Regions from separate parts of the Mus musculus genome. Here region 1 is linked to region 2. A link is a loop called in an ENCODE intact Hi-C map of the cell type or tissue named here. Cell type or tissue: left cerebral cortex. All regions are shown on one strand. Links, peaks and the distances in the headings refer to the core of each region. The heading gives the core; the rest is flanking DNA. Region 1 overlaps Egf (epidermal growth factor). Region 2 has its middle 12 kb from the start of Elovl6.

Region 1 (5,384 bases), core at 244-5,243, 170 kb before region 2:
TCTCTGTATAGCCCTGACTGTCCTGGAACTCACTTTGTAGGCCAGGCTGGCCTTGAACTCAGAAATCCACCTGCCTCTGCCTCCTGAGTGCTGGGATTAAAGGCGTGCACCACCACGCCTGGCTTAGTAGTTCACTTTTCATTGTTGTCTTGGCACCCACTTTTGAGGGATGACATAGCTGTTGTCTTGGCAACCGCTGCTGAGGGAAGACATGGCTGCTGTTTGCCCCCCTTTCAGCTCTCTGAGTGATGTGACAGGCCAAGCTCTCACCTGAAATGATTCTGAGGACCGAGAGCTTTAAGATACTCCACGGTGCTCACCATGAAAGCCTTCCCTGTATAATAAAAGCTACACACAGGGCTAGGGAGAAGGGAGCGTCAGCAAAGTGCTTCCAGCAAAGGAAGGGAACCTGGGTTCAGAGCTCTAGCTCCCATATAAAAACCCAGGTCGGGCAGGGAATGCTTTTACCCCAGCACCGGAGAGGCGGAGACAGGAGAATCCCTGGCGCTTGCTGATCAGTGAGAGACTGTGACCCTAATTATGAGGTGGAAGGTTTGGCCAGTAGGCCCCTTGGACAAATAAATACTCTTTCCACCATGTTGGGGACCCAAGTTCAGTCCCTGAGATCTACATGGCAGAAGGAGAGGACAGACTCGTGCATGCTGTCCTCTGACCTGCACACAGGCTCTGGGGCATCTATACACTTACACTCAGAAAGAAATAAACAAGGGGGCTGGTGAGATGGCTCAGTGGGTAAGAGCACCCGACTGCTCTTCTGAAGGTCCAGAGTTCAAATCCCAGCAACCACATGGTGCCTCACAACCATCTGTAATGAGATCTGACTCCCTCTTCTGGAATGTCTGAAGACAGCTACAGTGTACGTACATATAATAAATAAATAAATCTTTAAAAAAAAAAGAAATAAACAAGGACTTTTAAGAGGTGGAGAACAGAGGACTCAGACACCTGGTATCAAATTCTGGTTTCCAGGTGCACTGCATGCACACCTACACACGGATAGCCACACTCAACCCAAGTGGGCAGGGTTTAATTCAGGGCTACATCCTACTGTTAACTAATTTCACATGTTCAAGGCAATGCGAGGGGCTGCGCCGGTGTGCGCAGACATGTAGGTCTCACATGCCTGGACCTGTGGACCTCAGGAATGGATGTTATGGACTTAAACAATTTTGTGATTTTTGTTAATAATAATGAAAAGAAAGTAAGTTGTTAGAGGAAGAAGAAGCTATATTCTTTGACTGAGTATGGTCTTACATTAAAAATCACATCAGCTTGACAAAAATTGTGGAGATGTTTGGAAATACTAGTAAAAAGGACTCAATTCTAGTAGAACTCTGCTTTTGAGTTTATATTACCATACCATGATTTTGTAACTCAAGATGCTTTCAAGTATAAGATAATAATTCACTTTTAATGAATAGTTAATTAATGTTAGCAATCAAATAGTTTTTATCTACACACTTAATCCTACTATACCAAACACAAAAATTACAAAACTGGGATGTGTCATTGATTGTCTATGGCTTATTTCCTTCATGGTAGTTAGCTTTAGGTCCCTAGATTACTGTTGCAGTATGAAGGGTTTGCATTTTGTCATAGTGCAGTTTTCCCTCCAGTCTGACTCTGCCGGAATTTATTGTTATGCCCCTATGCAGCTGCATCTTCTTCCGTTGTGTTTTAAACACGCTGAACTGGAGCTGGGCAGAGACATAGGAGCACCTGCAGCCCCAGTGCTCAGGAGGTAGTAGTGGGGGAATCAGGAGTTCTAGGTCTTTCCACTCAAGGCCAGCCTGGGTCACAGGAGGCCCTGTCTTTAATTAACAGGCTACAGCTGAAGGCGTCCCTCGCATTTAAGGACCTTTAACCAAAAGCAGTGTTTAAAGTCGCTGGTATCCACAGTCAATGGAGCGTTACTTTATTTTGAATTGATTTGATAAAAATGTGGTTTAACAATTTTCAGCTTCCCTCCATTTGTCCCTTCAGCCTCCCTCACGGCTATGAATTCCACAGCCACAGACCTCAGGGGGTTCCTGCCAGTGCGGGTTCATCAGGGACCCTCCTGAAGCACCCACACACGCCCACTGGTTCCCTATAACTTTGCTGGTCTGGATTCTTGGGACATTCTAACTCTTGAGCTCAGAGGTCTTCATTCTTTCTGATTTGGCTTTGGCCAGACATCCCTCTGATGCGCCTTTGTCAAAGCTGCGACCCCCACAGCAAGCAGGTTGTGAGGTTTCTTGAGGACAGGAGAGGTTGGAGAACACTTTCAGCTCTGCCACTCCTCGCGGCTTTGTGACCACAACTCACTTAAAAGGCTGCTTTACCCTTACTTGGTCTAGAGTGACATCATATTGTTTGACCATGGAAACTCAAATGCATTTATCCAGGGAACCTTCTGTTTGGTTTAGCGAAACTAATTAATAAGTTGAATAATCCAAAAGACTCATGGCCGTGCCCCATGCTCTGAAGGAGCACTGGCCATTTGACTGCCCTGGGCACGGTGCTCAAGACCCCATCACTTGGGTTTGCAAGTGGAGCCCATTAGCATGCAGCAGTTGTTTTTCAAATGACTGTTAGGGATTGTCAATAAATAGCTATAACCAAAATGAGCTAGAATTAAAAATAGACCCCAGGAAGCCTGGGCAGCCTTTAGGCCCCACCTCAGCTCCTGCCTCTCTTCCATGGTCTGCTCAGAGGTGAGGAGAGCAGGATGCCCTGTGAGAAGCAACAGTGCAGCAGACCGCATAGATGTTTTGACATCTGAGAACCACGCGAGTCAGGCCTGCCAGTCATTAACTGTGTGACCGCATACAAATTGTTTAATGCTGAGTCTGTTTCCTTACCTGTATAATAGGGGGCATCTAAAAAAAAAAGTTAAAAAAATAGCGAGTAAAAACCATGTGTAGTGTGGTGTCAGTCATGGTGACTAATAAGTGTTGCTCCTTTACTTTCCTCCGGAGGAAGTGAGTTTCCACTTTCTTACGATGGATAGAACTAGGGAAGAGACTCCAGATCTTCTGGAACGTTCAACAGTGTTCTTCCATGCTTCCCACCTCGGGTCCTTTTAGAATGAAGTGGAGAAGTGGATGGGTTGGTGGAGTCAGGAGAAGGGAATTTTAATGGGATTTTTTTTTTCCAAGTTAATTTTGGTGTGAAGAAAATGCAGTTGTTTCTCAGCATCTAGTTTCTAGAAACAAGCACTTCCAGTAGATGGCAGCATTGCTTCGCTTACTTTTTGAGCATTGCTAGCAAACTGGTGTCTGATAATTAGAGTAACCAGCTCATTGGACAGTGAGGAATTTATAGGCAAATGGCCCTTTGCCTTCAGGAGAGCTCCCCACCTTTTATGTCTCTGGTTGGTTTTTGTTGTTATTGTTTGTTTTGTTTTGTTTTTTCCACATTTTCTCTCTGGCTAGTGGTGAGTTTTACAGAAGCAAACAGCCCCTCCTTAGCCAAGGCCCTGCTTCCAGTGCCGGGCCTGTGTGTGTGCTTCTATTACAGCCTGGGGCTCCACAAGGGTCGCTGTTTCCTAGTTCTCTCCTCTGACCTGGGACTGCTGCGGTCTGGCCAGACACCTGTCTCCAGGTGTCTCCTGGTTTGTGTTGGTTTAGAAAGGGAGCCTCCGCCTTTAATCCCAGCACTTGGGAGGCAGAGGCAGGCGGATTTCTGAGTTCGAGACCAGCCTGGTCTACAGAGTGAGTTCCAGGACAGCCAGGGCTACACAGAGAAACCCTGTCTCGAAAAAAACCAAAAAAAAAAAAAAAAAAGAAAGGGAGCCTCCGTGGGACCTTAGCCCCAGAGTTCATCTGTCATCGGATAGCTCCCGTCGTCCCAAAGGCCGGCTGAGAAAAGGGGAAAGCCCGTGAGTGGTAATATTGTGAGTGTTGATGGTAAATCTGTACTGTCAGCTGACATCACAGGCTCACAAAGCTGCATCTGGAAAGGCACAGGGTTAGAGACAATGCACATTGAGTTTGTAAGAATCGGGCACTGGGGGCCTCTGCTTGACCTCTGTTCCTGTATCCTTGACAGCTGTGTTATTGGCTATTCTGGGGATCGATGCCAGACTCGAGACCTACGATGGTGGGAACTGCGTCATGCTGGCTACGGGCAGAAGCATGACATCATGGTGGTGGCTGTCTGCATGGTGGCACTGGTCCTGCTGCTCGTCTTGGGGATGTGGGGGACTTACTACTACAGGTAACTCTTCTTTACCATGAAACTTGACAGCCTTTCTCTAAGCTCCCCCAGGAAATGCATACTTCCTTGGGATGAACTTGAGCAAAATACTGCATTTAAAAGGAGGAGTGAGCTCTTTTCACAAGCCTGGACTTGGCTGTACAAAAACATCAGTGTTCCTACTTTTCCTTTCCAGTCATTACACATGTGTAAGATCTGTGGTCCTCCGTTTTGGTGATGCTGAGGACTGAGCCCAGGACCTTGCACGTGTGCTGCATCCTCACATCAGATGTGCTTATCTCCCACAATGCACTACTGCAGTCCAGACTCTTCTTTTAGCATCGCATGCCCACATCAACCGGCATAACTATCATTTTTCATGGTTGCCTGCTGATAATTACCCACAATACCTACTTATTGCTAGAGAGAAATCATGATCTTCTCTAACTTGGAAAGAAATTCTGGTCATTGGGTTTTGTTTTCAGTAATTTAAAGTTAGGGGTTTTCAAACCGTGAGACGGTAGCGTACATTTTATGTAAAAGCACTACCTTAGCGTCGGGGAGCAGGCGTCTCAGGGCTCCTGTTCCTTTCCTTTAAAATGATGATGTCACACTGTCATCGGTCGAAACAGCTTAGGAAGTGTTATAATAGTCTGTGCTGTTAAAAACAAAAATCATGGAATCACAAGACTCCTGCTGAAGGGGCTTTATAAAACTGTCCAGTGGCCCACCTAGCTACCAGGTGTCAGCGTTCTGGTGCTATGGAAGGTACCTACTGCCATCACAAGGTAAATATCCAACCACATTTACCAAAGCTGAGCAAGCACTCAAGTTACAACTGTTTCATATCCTGCAAAGTTGAGCATAATCAGCCAGGTGCTCTCCCCAAAGACCCTGCTATATAGCACACTTAGCAGTAAACAGCATTGGCTCTGGAAGCAGCTTGTATAGCTCCGATCCAAGTTAGCACCTAAGCCCCCTGGCGCGCCTTCTCATCTGTGGGCATTGGTTTTCTTTGTTATGAGGTATGGGATGATAATGCTTCTTACAAGAGTTGTTGTGAGGCTGAGTTAGTGTGTGGAGTTTACCATAGGCCTGGTGTAGTGGGTATAACAAACACTGCTGTTGTTTTATATGAATAATAATCTTCCTAATAAGAGGCGTATATATTTAAAAACCTCCAT
Region 2 (5,384 bases), core at 153-5,152:
GCGCCCCCTCCCCGCCCCCGCCCCCTGAAGTTCTTCTATTGTATAGATTGTTTTAGCTAAACTGGGTTTCTTGGTTTTTTCTTTTTTTCTTTTTTTCTTTCATATAAAGTTGAGCATTGTTTTTTCAAGGTCTGTAAAAAACCATGTTGAAATTTTATGGGGATTGCATGGAGCCTATGAATTGCTTCTGGTATAAAATGGCTGTTTCTACTATGTTAATCCTACCGAGCCATGAGCATGGAAGATCTTTCCATCTTCTGGTATCTTCTTCAATTTCTTTCTTCAAAGACTTGAAGTTCTTGTCCTACAGGCATTTGACTCTCTTGGTTAGAATTACCCTCAAGATGTTTTCTATTACGTGTGGCTCTTTGAAGGGTGATGTGGGGTATTAACTCAACTGTTAAAAAAGAAGAATAGGGGGCTGGAGAGATGGCTTAGCGGTTAAGAACACTGACTGCTCTTCCGTAGGTCCTGAGTTCAAATCCCAGCAACCACATGGTGGCTCACAACCATCTGTAACAAGACCTGATTCCCTCTTTTGGTGTCTGAAGACAGCTAGTGTACTTATATATAATAAATAAAATAAATCTTAAAAACACACACACACAAGAAGAAGAACATCATGGAATTTATAGGCAAATGGGTGGAACTAGAAAAAAAAAATCAACCTGAGTGAGGTAGTTCAGACCCATAAAGCGAATATGTACTCACTTATAAGTGGATATTAGCTGAAAAGGATAATCATTCGACAATCACAGATCCAGAGAGGCTAAGTAACAAGGAGGGCTCAAGCGAGGGATACATGGATCTCCCTGAGAATGGGAAATATAATCGATTTCATGGGTGAACTGGAGACAGGTGGGAATGGGAACAGGAGGGAGGAGAGTACTGGGAGAGACAACTGGAGTTTGGAGGCTATTTGAAGAGCAAGGTAGAAACGAGTGTGATTGAAACTTCCAGAGTTGATGAAGCTGACTTCAGAGAAAACTCCTAGTGTATCTAGGGACAGAGAGCCTGAACTGGCCATCTTCTGTAACCCCGACAAGGCTTCCAGTGGAGGGACTGGGACACCAACTCAGTCACAAAACTTTCAGTCTATCGATTCTGCCTATAAGGTGTACTGGGGTAAAGAAGAATGGTCAACCAGTGACTGGTCCGACTTGAGACTCAAGCCATGAGAGGGAGCCCAAGTCTGACACTGCCTGGAGGGCCAGGAACCAGAGGCTGCATAGTCCAGAGACCAGGTAGCCCAGTTCAAACTCTTTCTTCTTAAGAGAGGTCGCAGTAGGCTGGAGAGATGGATCAGAGGTTAAAAGCACTGGCTGCTCTTCCAGAGGACCTGAGTTCAATTCCCAGTAACCACATGAAGACTCACAACCATCTATAGTGAGATCTGGTGCCCACTTCTGGCCTGTAGGCATATGTGCAGGCAGAATAAATAAAGGTCACAGCGTTTATCACAGCAACGGAGAAGCAACTAATACACAGAGCATCTAAAAAGCCGAGGGTGTGGCCCCAAACATCGACTATAGCCAGATGTGGTGCTGCAGGCCTGTGATCTGAGTACAAGGGAGACAGAGGCAAAGGGCTCAGACGCACCAGGTCCTTCCTGTAGCTTCCTGTATACCTAGCAGGTTCAAGGCCAACCTGGGCTACATAAGACCCTGTCTCAAAAAACAAAAGCAAACCCCTTATTTATAGTTACTATATATATACTTCACACACTCATGTTAGGAATGATAGTGGCACAAACTGTATAGATTAATTGGGAGCATCGTCTTTGTGTCTAGTGTACAAGCTAGCTTATAATTGGCATAGTGAACTCTCAATGAGACGGGACCCTAATTACCACAGTCCCCTTCAATATACGTTGGTAGAGATACAACTGAACCTGTCCTAAAAGATGATTGAATGAGTTTGCTTTCACGACTGTGACAGAATGCCTGGTATAAACAACAGGAAGAAAGAATTCTTTTGGCTCATGGTTCCAAGGAATTTGATCTATGACTACTTGGTCCCTTGTACCTGTGCAGAGTGACAGGGCGATGGGAATGAGTGGTGGGGAGGCTTCTCACGCCACAGAGGATAAGAAGAAAGGGAGGTGGGCAGTGGGGGCACATGCCTTTAATCCCAGTAGTTAGGAGGCAGAGGCAAATGGATGTCTGTGAGTTCAAGGCCAGCCTGAACTACCAAAGTAAATTCCCGAGTATGCCCTTGGTGAACTGTTTGTATCAGTTGGTACCCATCTCCTAACTTCCCACAAGAGCACCACCTGCTGGGGGCTGAACCCCAATACTCTTCAAATCCCTGACAGCACATATCAATAAGCTCCCTTAGATGTTTCGTGGAAATAAGAGTGTAAATGTGTAAAACTATACTCACATGTCACAATAGGTACCATAAAGGTTACTCAAAAGTTATGAATTCAACGGTTGAAGTCTGGAATTGAATGTGGGGGCCTGGAGAAATGGCTCAACAGGGAAGAGAACTTGCTTAGAAAGCATCTGAACCTAAGTTGTAATCTCAGCATCCATGGAAAATTCCAGGCATTGAGTGTGGGGGCGGGGCCGGGGGGGAGGGGTGCCTAGATTCCCAGTGCTGTGGGGTATAGACATAAAAGAATTGTTTGTGGCTTACTGCCTACCAGCCTAGCTGAAGCTTCAATTAGAAACCCAATCACAAAGGAAGATGTGAGAGAGTAATGGAGTAGGGTCACTCTACATCCCATCCTAGTTTCCTCATGTGTGCACACAGGAAAGCACACCTGTACATACATGTGCACACATACCACATGTACCACACTCACATTCTCTGTGTCTCTGTTTGTTTCTGTCTCTCTTCTCTCTCTCTCTCTCTCTCTCTCTCTCTCTCTCTCTCTGTCACACACATACACACAGAGATGTTAGATTTTAAAAACTTTATTATGGACAAGACAATCCAATTGGATACTTTGTAAGAGACCCAGTTTAGTGTTAATAGTACAGTAAATTGAAAAGGAAGGGTAGAGGTCAACAAGATGGCTCAATGGGTAAAGGCAGCTGCTGCCATGCCCGATGATCTGAGCTTGTCCCAAGAACCCACATGGTGGAAGGAGAGAGCCAAATCCTGCAAATGGTCCTTTGATGTATACCTGTGCACTGTGGCACACCTGCACAAAATAAATAAGAAAGTGAAAGATAGAAGAGATTCCATTTTGAAAAAGAGAGTATAAGTGGTTATGCTTATATGAGATAAAATATGAGATAAAATAGACTTTGGATCAAAGAGTGCTCGAGGGGTTGATGAGATGGCACAGTGAATAAAGGAACTTGCTGCCAAGCTTGGCACCCTGAGTTGAACCAAATCCTACAAACTGGCCTTTGACATGCATGGCCTTTGATATGCATGCCATGACACAAGAGTGTATGCACACACACACACATACACACACACACAAATGAGAGAGAATAAATGATTGTAAACAAGTTTAGTGATTAAATAAAATTTCTTAGAGACAAAAGACAGTCCTTAATTAGTGATATGGGACCCAGTTGGTCAGTTTGATATAACACATGCAAACATACACAATCCTAAACTGGATTAGTACCTGAACATGTAAGACATATGGAGGACACAGAGAAACATCACAGAAACAAGAAAGACAAACACAGTAGGTGACTTCAGGAACGAACTTCCAACAGTGGTTATATCAGTTTGACAGAACATAGAAATGCTGGATTCCAACGTCACTTTAGACCAGATGAATCTAATGACACATAGAATTTTTCACCCCAACAGTTGTAGAGTTCTAGCAGGTATCAAATATTCTTACACACAGACCCAATACTGGGACAGAAAACAAGACTTCACAAACCCAAGAAGATTGAAGTCACATCAAGTAGTGTTCCTAGTTACACTGTTATGAAATCAATAACAGAAGGAATTTTAGGGAATTCATAAATATTATATGTATGTATGTATGCATGTATGATAGACTGTTGCCCTTAAGGGATAATGAACAAAAGAATATAAGCTGAAATTAAGCTAGAGTCTGGCATGGCATACTTACAGTAAATTTATAAGCAGAAGTGTACACTCTAAAGTAGCTATGAGAAGCAGAGTATGTGGGGCAGGAGACATGGGTGAGTGGTTAAGAGCATTCAAAGTTCTTGCAGAGGACCCAGGTTCAGTTTCCAGCACCCACACCAGATCACAACTACTTTTAACTTCAGTTCCAGGGGAGAAAATCCTCTGGCCTCAGGCACCTTGAACGGACATAGAACACATCAACTCACGCAAGCAGACTAAGACACAAATATAAACAAGCACATTCTTAGGAAAGAAAGAAAGGAAAGGAAAGCAGAATGTGATAAATTCATAATCCAGCAACTGTCATCTGCCCTCATTACAAAGGCCTGCGTGTGCACAGGGCTGCCGGGGTAGCAGGCCTGTTGACACCAGTGTGCCCACAGACTTGGGAGTAACACAGTGTGCTCTGAGCTGGATGGCTACCCATGGTGGAGGGCCAGGGTTTCTCAGCTGCAGTATGCATTTTGAACATCTGCATCTGCCAGGGATAAATGTTGGGTCTTACAGGGGCAGGAGTCATGGCAGAACCTTTAAGAGCTATGGCCTTGTGGGAAGCCTTTGGATTCCTCAGGGTGTTTGTTGCCCATGAAAGTGGCTTCGTGATTCTAGGCCCCTCCTCACCCTCCCTTTATGTCCTTGAAATGAGATGAACAGCATCTGCTCTGTGATGCAACCATAGACCTAAAGCAATGAGATCAAACCCTCATAGACAAAAATATCCAAAAACCTGTGAGTGAAAGGTTATCATTCTCGCTAAGTCTCGAGAGTTTGGTTTAGTGTCAAGAGTTAGCAATAACACGAACTTCACTATAATACTGGATTTATTTATTTATTTTGAGACAGGACCTCACATAGCTCAAGGCAGTTTTGAACTCATAATCCTCTTGCCTTAGCCTATGGAATGCTGGGATTCCGGGCATATGCCAGCACGTTCAGCTTTCATTATAATCTTACAAGACCATACTTGTACATGGGATCCATCATTGGATGAGCTATTACAGTATTTCTACGTGCACGATACTACATGCAAAATGTTTGCTACATACATTCTCTGTATCGAGTGGATGGTAATTGTTACCGGGTCATACCGTGTCAATCAGCTTTCCAGAGCTGGGACAAACTAAGGGAAGTCAACATAAAGAAGCAAAGTTGTCTTTTGGCTTCCTGTTGCAGAGATTTCAGTCTGTGGTCATTTGGCTCTGTTGCCCCTGGGCCTGTAGTAAGATGGAGAGAGCACCATTGAGAGCTGAGGGGAGTGTGAAGGAGCAAGACTGCCCCCCCCCCCCGTGACAGGCAGAGCAATAGAGTAAGAAAGG

Evidence for each region. A loop is a pair of places that touch in the nucleus more often than their neighbours do. Peaks named below come from ENCODE experiments on the same cell type or tissue, not always from the same donor. Only the 100,000 strongest peaks of a DNase experiment are listed, where the experiment ranks them.
Region 1: it touches region 2 in a loop (3-fold over the local background); 11 of 42 quality-filtered maps call a loop at or near these places.

Annotation. Positions count from the first base shown.
Region 1 is chr3:129,685,022-129,690,405 of GRCm38, reverse strand. Egf (epidermal growth factor) reads left to right here. Exons shown (of 24, transcript NM_010113.4): 21 at 4,054-4,221. Among named protein-coding and RNA genes, the nearest start is that of 6330410L21Rik, 66 kb to the left of the region's middle. In left cerebral cortex, for the core only: a CTCF peak has its summit at 3,234 (motif pointing right); a DNase peak (open chromatin) is centred at 3,234.
Region 2 is chr3:129,517,580-129,522,963 of GRCm38, reverse strand. No RefSeq gene overlaps it. Among named protein-coding and RNA genes, the nearest start is that of Elovl6, 12 kb to the left of the region's middle. In left cerebral cortex, for the core only: a CTCF peak has its summit at 2,291 (motif pointing left); a DNase peak (open chromatin) is centred at 2,274.